Regions from separate parts of the Homo sapiens genome. Here region 1 is linked to region 2. The links are chromatin loops, found by intact Hi-C in ENCODE. Cell type or tissue: gastrocnemius medialis. All regions are shown on one strand. Links, peaks and the distances in the headings refer to the core of each region. The heading gives the core; the rest is flanking DNA.

Evidence for each region. Hi-C counts contacts between places; a loop is a spot of excess contacts. Peaks named below come from ENCODE experiments on the same cell type or tissue, not always from the same donor. Only the 100,000 strongest peaks of a DNase experiment are listed, where the experiment ranks them.
Region 1: a loop joins it to region 2, with 2.8 times the contacts of the local background. A loop is called at or near these places in 2 of 110 quality-filtered maps.

Annotation. Positions count from the first base shown.
Region 1 is chr4:123,404,306-123,410,203 of GRCh38, forward strand. No RefSeq gene overlaps it. Among named protein-coding and RNA genes, the nearest start is that of SPRY1, 10 kb to the left of the region's middle. In gastrocnemius medialis, for the core only: no CTCF peak of the experiment used is centred there; a DNase peak (open chromatin) is centred at 2,836; H3K4me3 peaks cover 237 bases; H3K27ac peaks cover 2,500 bases.
Region 2 is chr4:123,891,079-123,896,976 of GRCh38, forward strand. The region is part of intron 4 of LINC01091 (long intergenic non-protein coding RNA 1091); the gene reads left to right. Among named protein-coding and RNA genes, the nearest start is that of LINC01091, 240 kb to the left of the region's middle. In gastrocnemius medialis, for the core only: no CTCF peak of the experiment used is centred there; a DNase peak (open chromatin) is centred at 3,693; H3K4me3 peaks cover 572 bases; H3K27ac peaks cover 2,291 bases.

The sequences.
Region 1 (5,898 bases), core at 1,557-4,056, 490 kb before region 2:
GGGAATAATTCACAGTATCAGAGACATTTCAAAAACATTCCTGTCCCTGTCTTTTCACTTGTTTCGTAAGTCTAATGTGGCCTGACCAAATTACACCTCATCAAGTCCTGTGCAATAAGAAACCTGAAGGCCTAAAATTTTACGTAGAAAAAGTGTTTTAAATCTTATTTTTTAGGCTGGTGAAACCACTACATAGCTGGAATCTTTGGGTCTGATAAAATATTTGGTCATTTGAGTCCTCAGAATACACCGTTTTTAAGTTTGATAAAATTTTATTCATGTGAGTCCTCAGTCTCACTAACTCCCTAAGTGATACATCAGTCATTATCTGCATTTGAAAATAATTCTTTGCATTTGAGAATAAGATACTGACATAATTTGAACCCAGGTTATCAAAGCTCTTATCCAGCTTTTTGTTTTGGTCATTATTCATGGATGGCTCGGCTGTTAGTTTAAGACTACGTATTTGTTCTTTGTAAATAGGCTTTGACTTTGTTTTATATAGACAAGGTATAATTGGTAGAAACTTGTTTTAGTCCTTTTCCATCAAGCCGCTAAACCTATTAGTTGGCAATGTGATATTTAATCCATCAAATATTTCCTTTATGCTTTGAAAGCAGGAGGATTTTTAAAAGTAAATAGTTGTTTTGGAGGCTACTTCATGATCTGTAGCACTTAAAAATGTGAACTTGAGTGTTTTCCTCTGATATTCAAGTTATGTGATGTTATCACTGGTCCTTTCATATTTATAGAGTATTTTCATTGAGATGTGGCTTCTTAATGAAGTATATGAACACAGACTTCTTCAAAATACTCTTTGGGGCTTTTTTCCGGTATTATTCAGACCCTTAGTATAATTAGTTGGAGTCAGAGCTGTCTTTAGCTGTAATAACCAGACTAAGAAGCAGTAGCTTTTACTGAAAGAAATTTATAACTTTTATGAGAATGAAGTATGCTGTGGAGTTTTAACTTCTGGCTATATATATGCAGAATACATGAAAAATATTAAGATGCTGGTCTGCTGCTTCGAGGACTGTATATGAACTCTGGCATAATGGCAAGTCTGTACTTGGAAGGAACGATCGGTTAGAGGTTCAGATTTCTAAGAGGCTTGTCAGGTGGCAAAGCATAAACACTGATTCGAAATGTCCTCCTTTGTGATGGTTTAAACCTAGGAAGAAGAAATATAAGAGTGTGTCCTCATAAGAGCTTATGGGCCCTAGGCTCTTGAACCTAATGCTGATCATCATTTTAAAGTGCTTAGACTTTGAAAGCATCAGCTGAAATTTTTTACAATGCCGCTGCCACTTATTTAATACTGTTGAATGAAAAACAACATGCCAAACAGATGGGATAACCTTTTTATTCCACACATTTGTCCCTCTTCCCCTACTAGTACAGCTTGACAGAATGGATGTTTTTGTTACCTGGTTCCTTTCCAGTATATTTTCTGACTGCCAATTTTTTCATTTCAAACAAGCCTTATTTAGATAGTTTAATAGTGAATAAACCAACATAGGACTTTTGTAATTGAGTAGTTTCCTGTTTACAGAGTTTATAAAATGTAACCTAGCAGAAAAAATGGAATGTGAAAAAGTAGACTTTTTTGTGTGTGAAGACCTAAAGTGAATCTGCAAATATAGGATTATAATTACATGGTTTCCAAAATTCAAACCACAAAATATTTCCATTATTACTAAAAAATAAAAATTAAAGCTTTAAAAATAATGGTCTTTAAAGTGAAAAATAAGTTTAAAACTATGTTTTTATCCTAAAATCGATAATGAAACCAGACTCAGGTGATTAATTTCCAGAGGATTTAATTTTTGAAATTATCCATTTTTCCTAAATCTTTTTTTAATGGAGTGGTGTATTTCGTAGCAGACTATCTATCGATATCTATAGATAGATATCTCATTAAAAAACAATCCCTTTTGAAATATATTGAAATATTGAAACAAACTGGAAAAGTGTCTAAAAGCAGTTCTCATCCTAAACTCTCACTATACATTTTCTTTTTAATTGGCAAGAGTGTTGGTGTTTTTAAATATGTTGAAAACAAAATTTTTAAGTCCTTTTGGCTAATTGATGGTTGGATGGTTGTTTTTTCCATTACTTCACTGATTAGCTATAATCAAAATAGCCATGTATATACTTACCTGATAGCTATTGATTCTTATAGTAGTCTCTCAGATTATTACTAAGCCATTTTGCTATTATTGAACACCTCATAGGGGCATTATTCTGTATACAGTAGAATTCTAGAACTAGAAATATATCTTAGAGTTTATCTTAATGTTTCTCAATCATGTATGAAAAGAAATAGATATCTAGTTTAAAAATTAAAAATTCAGAAGTGTGTGTCATAGCTCAGACCTGTATTAGAATAATCTCCGGGGGTGGGGGCCTGGTATTCGTTATTTTCAAAAAGCTTTTTGGGTGATTGTATCAGGCAACTTTGGAACTGATTTATGTAGCTCACTGTCTTCATTTTGAAGATGTACAAACAAAGTCATGGCTTGAGAAGAAAAACTGTCCATGTTTTAGCAAGGGTAAAGCCTGAACTCTTTCATCTGACACAGGATTTTCTTCATTTCTTGTTTGTTTGCTTTTTGGGATGAGGTCTCGATCTGTCACCCAGGTTAGAGTGCAGCAGTGGCTTGATCACCACTCACTGCAGCCTCAACCTCCTAGGCTCAAGCAGTCCTCCTCTGCCTCAGCCTGTGAAGCAGCGGGGACCACAAGCAAACGCCACCATGGCCAGCTATTGGTTTTTTTTTTTTTTTTAGTGGAGACAGGTGTCTCCTTATGTTGCCCAGACTGGGCTTAAGCTGTCCTGCTTCAGCCTCCCAAAGTGCTAGGATTACAGGCGCAAGCCATTGCACCTGTCCTCATTTCTCAGCAGCCAACTCAATCAGTGTCTTTCTGCTGCAATTAGCCCTTACTATTCCATCCTCTTTACCAGAAAATTTTTCCTTCATAATATATTTGACCATAATTTAGGAAATGAAATGTTTTTCTGCATATATTATTCATGCTTAGCTATCAGGAATAAGTAGTAAATGACTTCATTGCCGTGATTATTTTTCATATGTTAATATTAAAATTAACAGTTTGAAAGTGGAGCTTGTGTTTCCTCTGGCTGGGTTTATATGGTAATAATAGAACAAATGGATTTAATCAGTTTGTGAAAGGAACAGTAACTTGGCATCTAGATTTAAGAACTCATGTGATGGTATTTCTTATCATTTTTCTGGCTGCAGTAAGATTACAGTGATTAGAAGCTGCTTTAAATTGTATATTTTGCATTATTAAAGAGATGGATGTCGTCTTGCAGACAGAATCACAATAGATATGGCAATAATTCTATTGCAGAAACTATCAGAGAAGCTAGAACTGTTTGAACTGGATATTTAGGTACAGTATACTAGAAGCATCATTCACCAATGATGCTTTGTTTAGTCCAATAATATTTTAGTCCAAGAATCTACTTAGTCGATATAAAATAATCAAAATTATAATTTGATAAAATCAGAATAGTAATTTTTATGATAAAATAATCATAGAATCATTATTTCCTTCCTAGTAGAAGGAAACTTAAAGGTCATCTAATCCAGTCTTTTTATTTTAGAGATGAGAAGTCCAGGTTAAGAGAGGTTACTTGCCTAAAGTCATGATCTATTTGTGAAAATGAAGTAAATTGTATTAACTACTTGCTGGGCTGGGCGCGGTGGCTCATGCCTGTAATCCCAGCACTTTGGGAGGCCGAGGCAGGTGGATCAGGAGGTCAGGAGTTCGAGACCAGTCTGACCAACATGGTGAAACCCCGTCTCTACTAAAAATACAAAAATTAGCTGGGCGTGGTGGTGTGCGCCTTTAATCCCAGCTACTCAAGAGGCTGAGGAAGGAGAATCTCTTGAAGTCTGGAGGCAGAGGTTGCAGTGAGCCGAGATCATGCCACTGCACTCCAGCCGGGGCAACAGAACGAGAGTCCATCTCAAAAAAATAAATAAATAAAATAAAAATAAAAACTACTTGCTGCATTTGTACACGTGGTAAATGGCTGGAAGGAAGGAAAGAGACGTTGATTAAGGGGAGTGGAGGTTGAACAAAATTTCAGATTATTTGTGTTATAAAATTGAACACATTTGTTAAAGCACAATGGATTAATGATAGTCCATTGCAGAGAAATAAGTGCCATGAGGAGGGAGCCAGACAAAGCAAACAAGATGCAAGTCTGAGAAAACTCAGTTCCAGTTTGGCTAGCAGTGGTTCTCAGCCTTAGCCGCACATTAAAAGCAGCTGAGAGCAAAAGACACCACCCTCAGCAATGAACAAAAGTCTGTGCCTAGACCCCGCCTTAAGCTAGTTAAATCAGAATCTCTGAGAGTGGGCCTTGGCTTTCCTTTGTTTTAAAAGCACCCCAGATGATTCTACAGCTAGTCGAAACCCTCTGAGTTAGATCATAGGTATGTATAGGGGAATTGTGGGAGATTAAAATAGCAGAGATTAAGATAGGAAGGCCAATTTAGAAAAAGAAAGCCATAGGTATTATGGTCCTGACACAGCTTGTAGGTTAGTAGGAAGGGAAAGGGGGCGGGGTGTGAATGAGAGAACTATGGTCCATGGGGAATCTATGGGACTTTGCGGTTATTTGTATGTGGATTTCAGTTGGAGGAAAGAATTGATACTGAGCTTTTGGATTTAGGCAAATGGGAAAATGACAGTTCCATTAAATGAGTGGGATTTGTTTGGGGTATGTGGGGTAGGAAATGTTATTAGTTCTATTGGGATAAACAGATAATTATGAAAAAAAGTCTAGAGTTTAAGAGAGGTTAGTGACGGCCCATCATTCACATACAAGTGATAGGAGGTCCACAGTGTAGATCCCAAAGGAAAACAATGGAATTAAAAGCAGGCTAGAGACAAACCTTGAGGAACATACCTACATTTAGGGAGCAGAGAGAGGATATAGAGCCAATCAGTAAGAGAGATGGTCGAAGAAGCATAGGCACCAAGAGATTGGTATGTTTTAGAATCTAAAGGAGAAGACTTCTAAGGTGGAAATTAGTAATCGAATGTCAAAAGCTGCAGAAACTCCCAACTAAATTTAGTGAGTGGTATTTAGGTGAAGTTGTAATGAAAACCAGATTGCATGGGATTAGGAAATGAGTGGGAAGTAAGGATATGCAGGGTAACAGTTTCAGGCTGTTCACTCTAGACATTTTGAGATGATGGGAAAGTAACTAGAGGCAGGTAAACAGCTGAGAGTATTTTTAGAATAACAGAAACTTGAGCCTTTTTGCAGAAAGACAGCATGGGCAGTTGAAAGGGAGAAGAGGGAAGAGCGGGAGGGTCACAATCCTGGAAGAGGGAGGAGGAGATGGAAGAGAAAACACAAAGGGGAACTTTAACCTTGGCAAGACAGTTCTTCTCCCAGAGTAAAGGAAAAAATAAGAGGGAAGAAACAGATGTAATAGAATTTTAAGAGAGAGGAGGAAATTGTCAAAACACAGCCTGTTTTTGGTAAATAGAAGGATGGTCTTCTACTGATAGTTAAGACACATGACAGACCCAAATTGGTTCTTGAGGGCAGAGGTCTAGAATGGCTAGAGATGGGGACTGCTCATGGCTCAGTCAACAGACCAAAGCAGGTGAAGTGAAGAATAGTGAGAGCTCAAGCTCACATGAGACAGGGAATGTTTTAGGAGCCAATTTTCAGATTTTATCTAGATATTGTCTGCAGCTGGTTGTGGGGAGCAATTAAGGCAGAGAATAACTATTACCTGGGGCCAGTAAGAAATGGTGAATTTCACAGAGCTCAGGGATTTTAGGGCAGTAGCCTGAGTGTTTGCTAAAATGGCTAGCCAGAAAAAACTGTATCTCAACGAGGGTGAG
Region 2 (5,898 bases), core at 2,294-4,793:
TCTCTTATAAAAGGGAGGGGGGAAATGTCAGAGGCATTAGAACCAGAGCAACTCCATTTTGAATAGAGGCTGAGGAAAATAAGGCTGAGACCTGCTGGGCTGCATTTTCAGGAGGCTAAGGCATCCTAAGTCACAGGATGAAATAGGAGGTCCGCACAAGATACAGGTCATAAAGACCTTGCTGATAAAACAAGTTGCAGTAAAGAGGCCAGCTAAAACCTACCCAAACCAAGATGGCAATGAGAGTGTCCTCTGGTTGCCCTTACTACTACACTCCCACCAGTACCATGACAATTTGCAAATGCCATGGCAATGTCAGGAAGTTACCTATATGGTTCAAAAATGGGAGGCACAAATAATCCACCCCTGTTTAGCATATAATCAAGAAATAGCCATAAAAATGGGCAACCAGCAGCCCTTGGGGCTGCTCTGCCTATGGAGTAGCCATTTTTTTATTCCTTTACTTTCCTAATAAACTTGCTTTGGCTTTAAAAAATAAAAATGAAAAATACATATTTCTCAGCTTATCTTTCTATTCAAAACCTCCCACTTATGGCTTTCTTGTGTGTCTATGTATTTGTTTGGTTTAGTATTAACCAATTGACTTAAATGATGACAAAGGAGAGTTGGCATGCATTTGCAGTCGGTGTGTAATTAAGAGGATGTAATTAAGGATTATTGCTGGATGTATTTACATTAGGGATGTAATTAGGAAGAAAGAAGAGTCAGTTCAATAGCCAAGGAATGGATGCCAATATGTGCTTGGAAACTCAGACACTGAAATGTATTTCTTTGTAGGAGGAACTTCCTTGGTCATCCCAGTCATGTGCTGTAAGGGCAATGAAAGCAGTGGAATAAGGAGGAGTCTGGGAGCCACTGTGCCCAGAACCATCAGCCTCAAGCAAATCATCTTCCCTTGTCCTCTTGCTCTCATCTTACCCTTCCAGACAAAATCTATGGTGTACTATTTTTATGTGCGTTCTTATTTCTCATGAGTAGACACATTAACGTGATGAGTTTAACCATAGGTCATTTTGTTTATGAGTCTCTGGTTAAATGTTAATAGCCTGAAGTCAAGTATCAAACAAGAATTTAGAGCTAAAGATCTTGCAAGTTGTACTTACTGCCTATCCAACAACGTTAGGATCCAGCCAATCCTGTTTCTTTATATGTTTTAATGTTATCAAGAGTGAACACTTACTATGCTTTTTAAATGCCAATAACTGTTCTGAGCATCCTGGATATGTTAACTCATTTAATCTTCATGATGTGCACATGAGACAGCTACTATTATTATAATTTCTATTTTAAGGTTGAGGAAACTAAGTCAATAGAGAGGTTAAGTAATTCACCCAAAGTCACATAGCTGGTGAGAGGCAAAGCTAGCTATGACTGCAGAATCTGTGCTGTTAACCACCATACCACCATCTGTGCCTTTTTACAGTTGCTAGATAAATCTTTTGTGATCATCTCTTATCATAAGAAGGGGTAAAAATTATTGGATTGGATGTATGCTGCATTGTTCATATTGCATAGACAGTGATGGAGAGTTTTCTCCAACTGTGTAAGTCTGTTTTTTGTTCTGAATATACAGCTTGCGCCACTACAACATCACTTGACATACTCTCTAATATCACCATGCAGATTCATCGTCATCCTGTCTGTCGTGTGAATAACTCATAGCCTCAAGATTAGCACAATAAAAAGATTCTTAATAAAACAACATGAGATTCTACTCAAAGACTTGAAGGAAGCTGATCTCATGTCCATTAAACTGCTAGTTGGATCTGTTTGAAAAACTTCCAAAGGGTTAGTATATGTGTTTCAGTGCAGTGTAACGAAAATTCAGGACTGGTGGGGGATTTAGTAAAAGTTAAAAGAAAAGAGAAGTTAAAATCTGAAGCAAAGCAGACTTTTCAGAAACAATTTCTTGTTCCTCAGTTATATGGAGCCTTCATATGTAGAGAAAGGTTAACCTTAGATAGAGCTTGCCCTGCATATCAGTAATCTTTATTATTGAGACACAACAACTTTATTTCATAATCATTTTCTTCCGGCCAACCAGCTGTGATTACTCAAGGAAGATTAACTAAAACCTGATGGATTTCAGCCCCTATTCAGCAATGCCAGCCAAATACTATAATTACACAGGATGCAGGCTGAGATAATGTCGACCTTGTACTTAGAGATTGTCCTAGATAAGTTGAACGGTCAGATTTGCAGGTCGGGTTTTTCAATCACTGGGGCTGTATCTGTAAAGGGAAAGAGACAGCAAAAGAGGAAGAAAAGCAAGCAAAAGACCTCTCATCATTTTAGCCATCCTGAAAGAAAGCATTTAATAAAGACAAAGACTTCAACAGATAGGAGTGGGTTCACCAGTGCAGATTTTAGAGGCTGTGTGGAGGATGTATCGTTCCTAAAGTAAATGTAATTTCTGCCCCTCCTGAGTCCATGTATTATGTGGATGGGGCGTGTGGGAGCCTTTCCATTTGGCAGTTTGCACGGCACGCTGCTGATGTTATGAAATTTACATTAAGTTGGAAAAACAGTCTTTGTCATACCTTGTCCTTTTGGAGGAAATGGATTTCCTTAACAAGAGCACCACTTTATTTCCCCTATGAATTCAGATATGGAACACATTGCTGCATGGCGTTCTACCAAATAGAAAGGCTGCTAAGGAAGGGCTTATTATTCTAAAAATTTTAATGACCCAGAAGCAAAATATTTTTGGTCCTTATATTGTAGACATAAATGCTTAAGTTCAGATTTCAAGTGCCAAGACCTCTGAGATATTACTGTTGGAACTCAACCAAAGATGAGGGATGCAGGAGGTATTTGTTAATGGTTAATGAATAATTCCCTAAATCATTTGGTTATTAACTAGTTCAAAATGCCTCACCTCTAGATCTTTGTAATTTTATTAAACTACGCAAAAGTTTCCCTGCTTTAATAAACTTTAAGTTAAATGTGAAAATATTTTACATATATCAAATGTGCTTTCCTTTTAGTTTAATGATTTCTGAAATGCTGCATATTCAGACCTTTGTGCCTTTGCCCATGGTCCTTCTTTTTTAAGGGATAGCTTCGTTCCTACTCATTTTCTCCTAGTGAACTCCTATTCATTTTTCAAAGCCTACATCAGGACAATATGTTTTTGTTATTTTTATTACAATGTTTCTTTTTCTTTCTTCTAGTAATTAATTGCTCCTTCCCCTTTGGGTTCATGGTATAATATTCCTTCCTCCATTATACTGTGTATCACGTTTTATTACTATTATTATTTTTATTAGTTAATTGGCCATTTCTCCAGCTAGAGCTCTTTAAGGACATTGATGGTGGCTTATTTTTCCTTTGATCACTAGCATAAAAGAACCAGGAACATGATAGGCATTTAATAAATGTTTTTTTGAATGCATGAGTGCATAAGTAAATAGTGAAACAGGTTATTCTAAAGAAACAGGTTAGTTTTTAGAATAGCTGCTAAATTTTTGATCTTTCAAAATATCAAAGAAGATTGTGTTTTTAATATGTAAGGCCAATTGTAGACTCGGAAGCTACTGAAAGATGATATTGCTCTTTTTTTTTTTTTTTTTTTTTGAGACGGAGCCTTGCTCTGTCGCCCAGGCTGGAGTGCAGTGGCGCAATCTCGGCTTACTGCAAGCTCTGCCTCCTGGGTGCACGCCATTCCCCTGCCTCAGCCTCCGGAGTAGCTGGGACTACAGGCGCCTGCCACTGCGCCCGGCTAATTTGACATTGCTCTTAAAAGTATGTTAGAACACTTCCTTATTCTTCATGCATCCATAGAGAAAAGGAAAAGTCTTCTTAACTCTCCGGAAGAATTAATCAGAGGAGCATTTCTAACTTCTTTCCACCCACTCACTCACTCTCCTTCCACTGACCATTGAAAATGGGGGAAGAAAAAAGGTACGGTTGGCTCAAGGTTTTCTGGATCCTCCCCAAGTTTCTTTGGCTCTGCTGTTTACCTTCTGGCAGTCGCAACAGAGGAAACCAGCATCTTTAGATGAGTGAGTGCTATGGATTGAATGTGTCCTCTCAAATTATTGTGTTGGAAACTTAATTGCCAATGCAATAGGGTAGGGTCTGATGGGAGGTTTATAGGTGGAAGGGACTAATGCTGCTATAGAAAGGTCTTGAGGGACTGAGTTATATCTCTTCAGCTTTTCTGCCATGTGAAGACATAGAGTTTGTCTCTCCCTTGCTCTTCCTTCTTCTGCTGTGTTAGGATGCAGCAAGGAAACCCTAATCAGATACTGGCATCTAGATCTTGGACTTTGCAGCCCCTAGAACTGTGAAAATACAGTTTTAGTGGCCTGGTGTGGTGGCTGACACCTGTAATACCAGCACTATGGGAGGCCGAGGTGGGCAGATCATGAGGTCAGGAGTTCAAGACCATCCTGGCCAACATGGTGAAACCCTGTCTCTACTAAAAATACAAAAGATTAGCCGGGTGTGGTGGCGGGTGCCTGTATCCCAGCTACTTGGGAGGCTAAAACAGGAGAATTGCTTGAACCCAAGAAGCAGAGGTTGCAGTGAGCCAAGAAGAGGCCATTGCACTCCAGCCTGGGCGACAGAGCAAGACCCTGTCTCAAAAAAAAAAAAAAAAAAAAAAAAGAAAAGAAAAGAAAAGAAAATACAGTTCTGTTCTTTATAAATTACCCAGTGCATGGTATTCTGCTCTAGCAGCACAAAAACAACTAAGGCAATCGGTATTTTCAATGTAGGGTATATTATTAGGCCTGCAGAAGAATGTGGCTTAATCAGTAACCTAAAGCTGTTCATTTTTATTGATAACAAAGGTAATACTTGACCTTAATTTATCTGACTCCTATGTTCATCTTTACTAAGCATCCAATCTCAGGTAGGGGAAAGGAGGCATTAATTATTGTTCCCTACTACTACCAAATAAATCCAAAATAATGTCTCTAGTTGTACATTCCCAGAATATTGTGGAATTACAAAATTTTAGTGAACTCTTACTATGAATACACTGTAATTAATTCAAATTTAATATTTTAAATTACACAGTTGAGGCAGAGATACCAAACAATCTTATTTACTAAAAAAATTATTTGAGAATCACTTAATCGTCAGCCTTTTCAGAGAATGACGTCAGGCACGTAGGACTTGTAGAGGTCTAAACCCTCATCCAGTACAAGTGTTGAATAGAGACCACATTCTGGTTGAAGACACTAAGCCATCTTATTTCAGCCTGAATCTAGTAATCAGAAGCTCACTAACTCTTGATGCCTCCTGCTTGCTAGTTAGATAACTCCAAAGATTAGAGAGTACATTATTTTATTGAGTAATTTTTTTCTTTGTAAATTTTTCTAATTGTACTCTCTGGTGGAATATAAGCAAATCTATTTTATATTTTTTCCACTATAAATCTTTAGATTGTAATGTTATTTCTTTGAAATCAGGGACCATATATCTTTCATATGCATATCCTTTCTCTGCTTAATATTAATATAAAAAACATCTTTTGAGCACTAGGCACTGTGCCTGGTGTTTGTCATAAAAATGAATAAGATATGATTCCTTTCCTCAGGAAGGATATACAAAAAAAGGCTATACAAAGTATATACAAAGAAATGCATACAAGCTGTGGTATAAATTGCTGTAATGGAAGCATGTACAAAATGCTAAAGGAAGCTAAGAGAGCATCTAATATGGCTTAGGAAAAGAGGCTGACCTAGCTATGGAGAAATTTTTTGGGTGAGTCTTAAAAGAGAAATTTTCCTGGCAGAAAAAGAGGGGAAGAATTTTGGAGTCAGTGAGATCAGCATGTCCAAAGGCACAGAGGAAAGAAAGTTGGCAGCACACATAGTAAACATCAGTGTTCAAGGTTGCTGAAGTGAGTGAGTGTGTGGAGGGTGG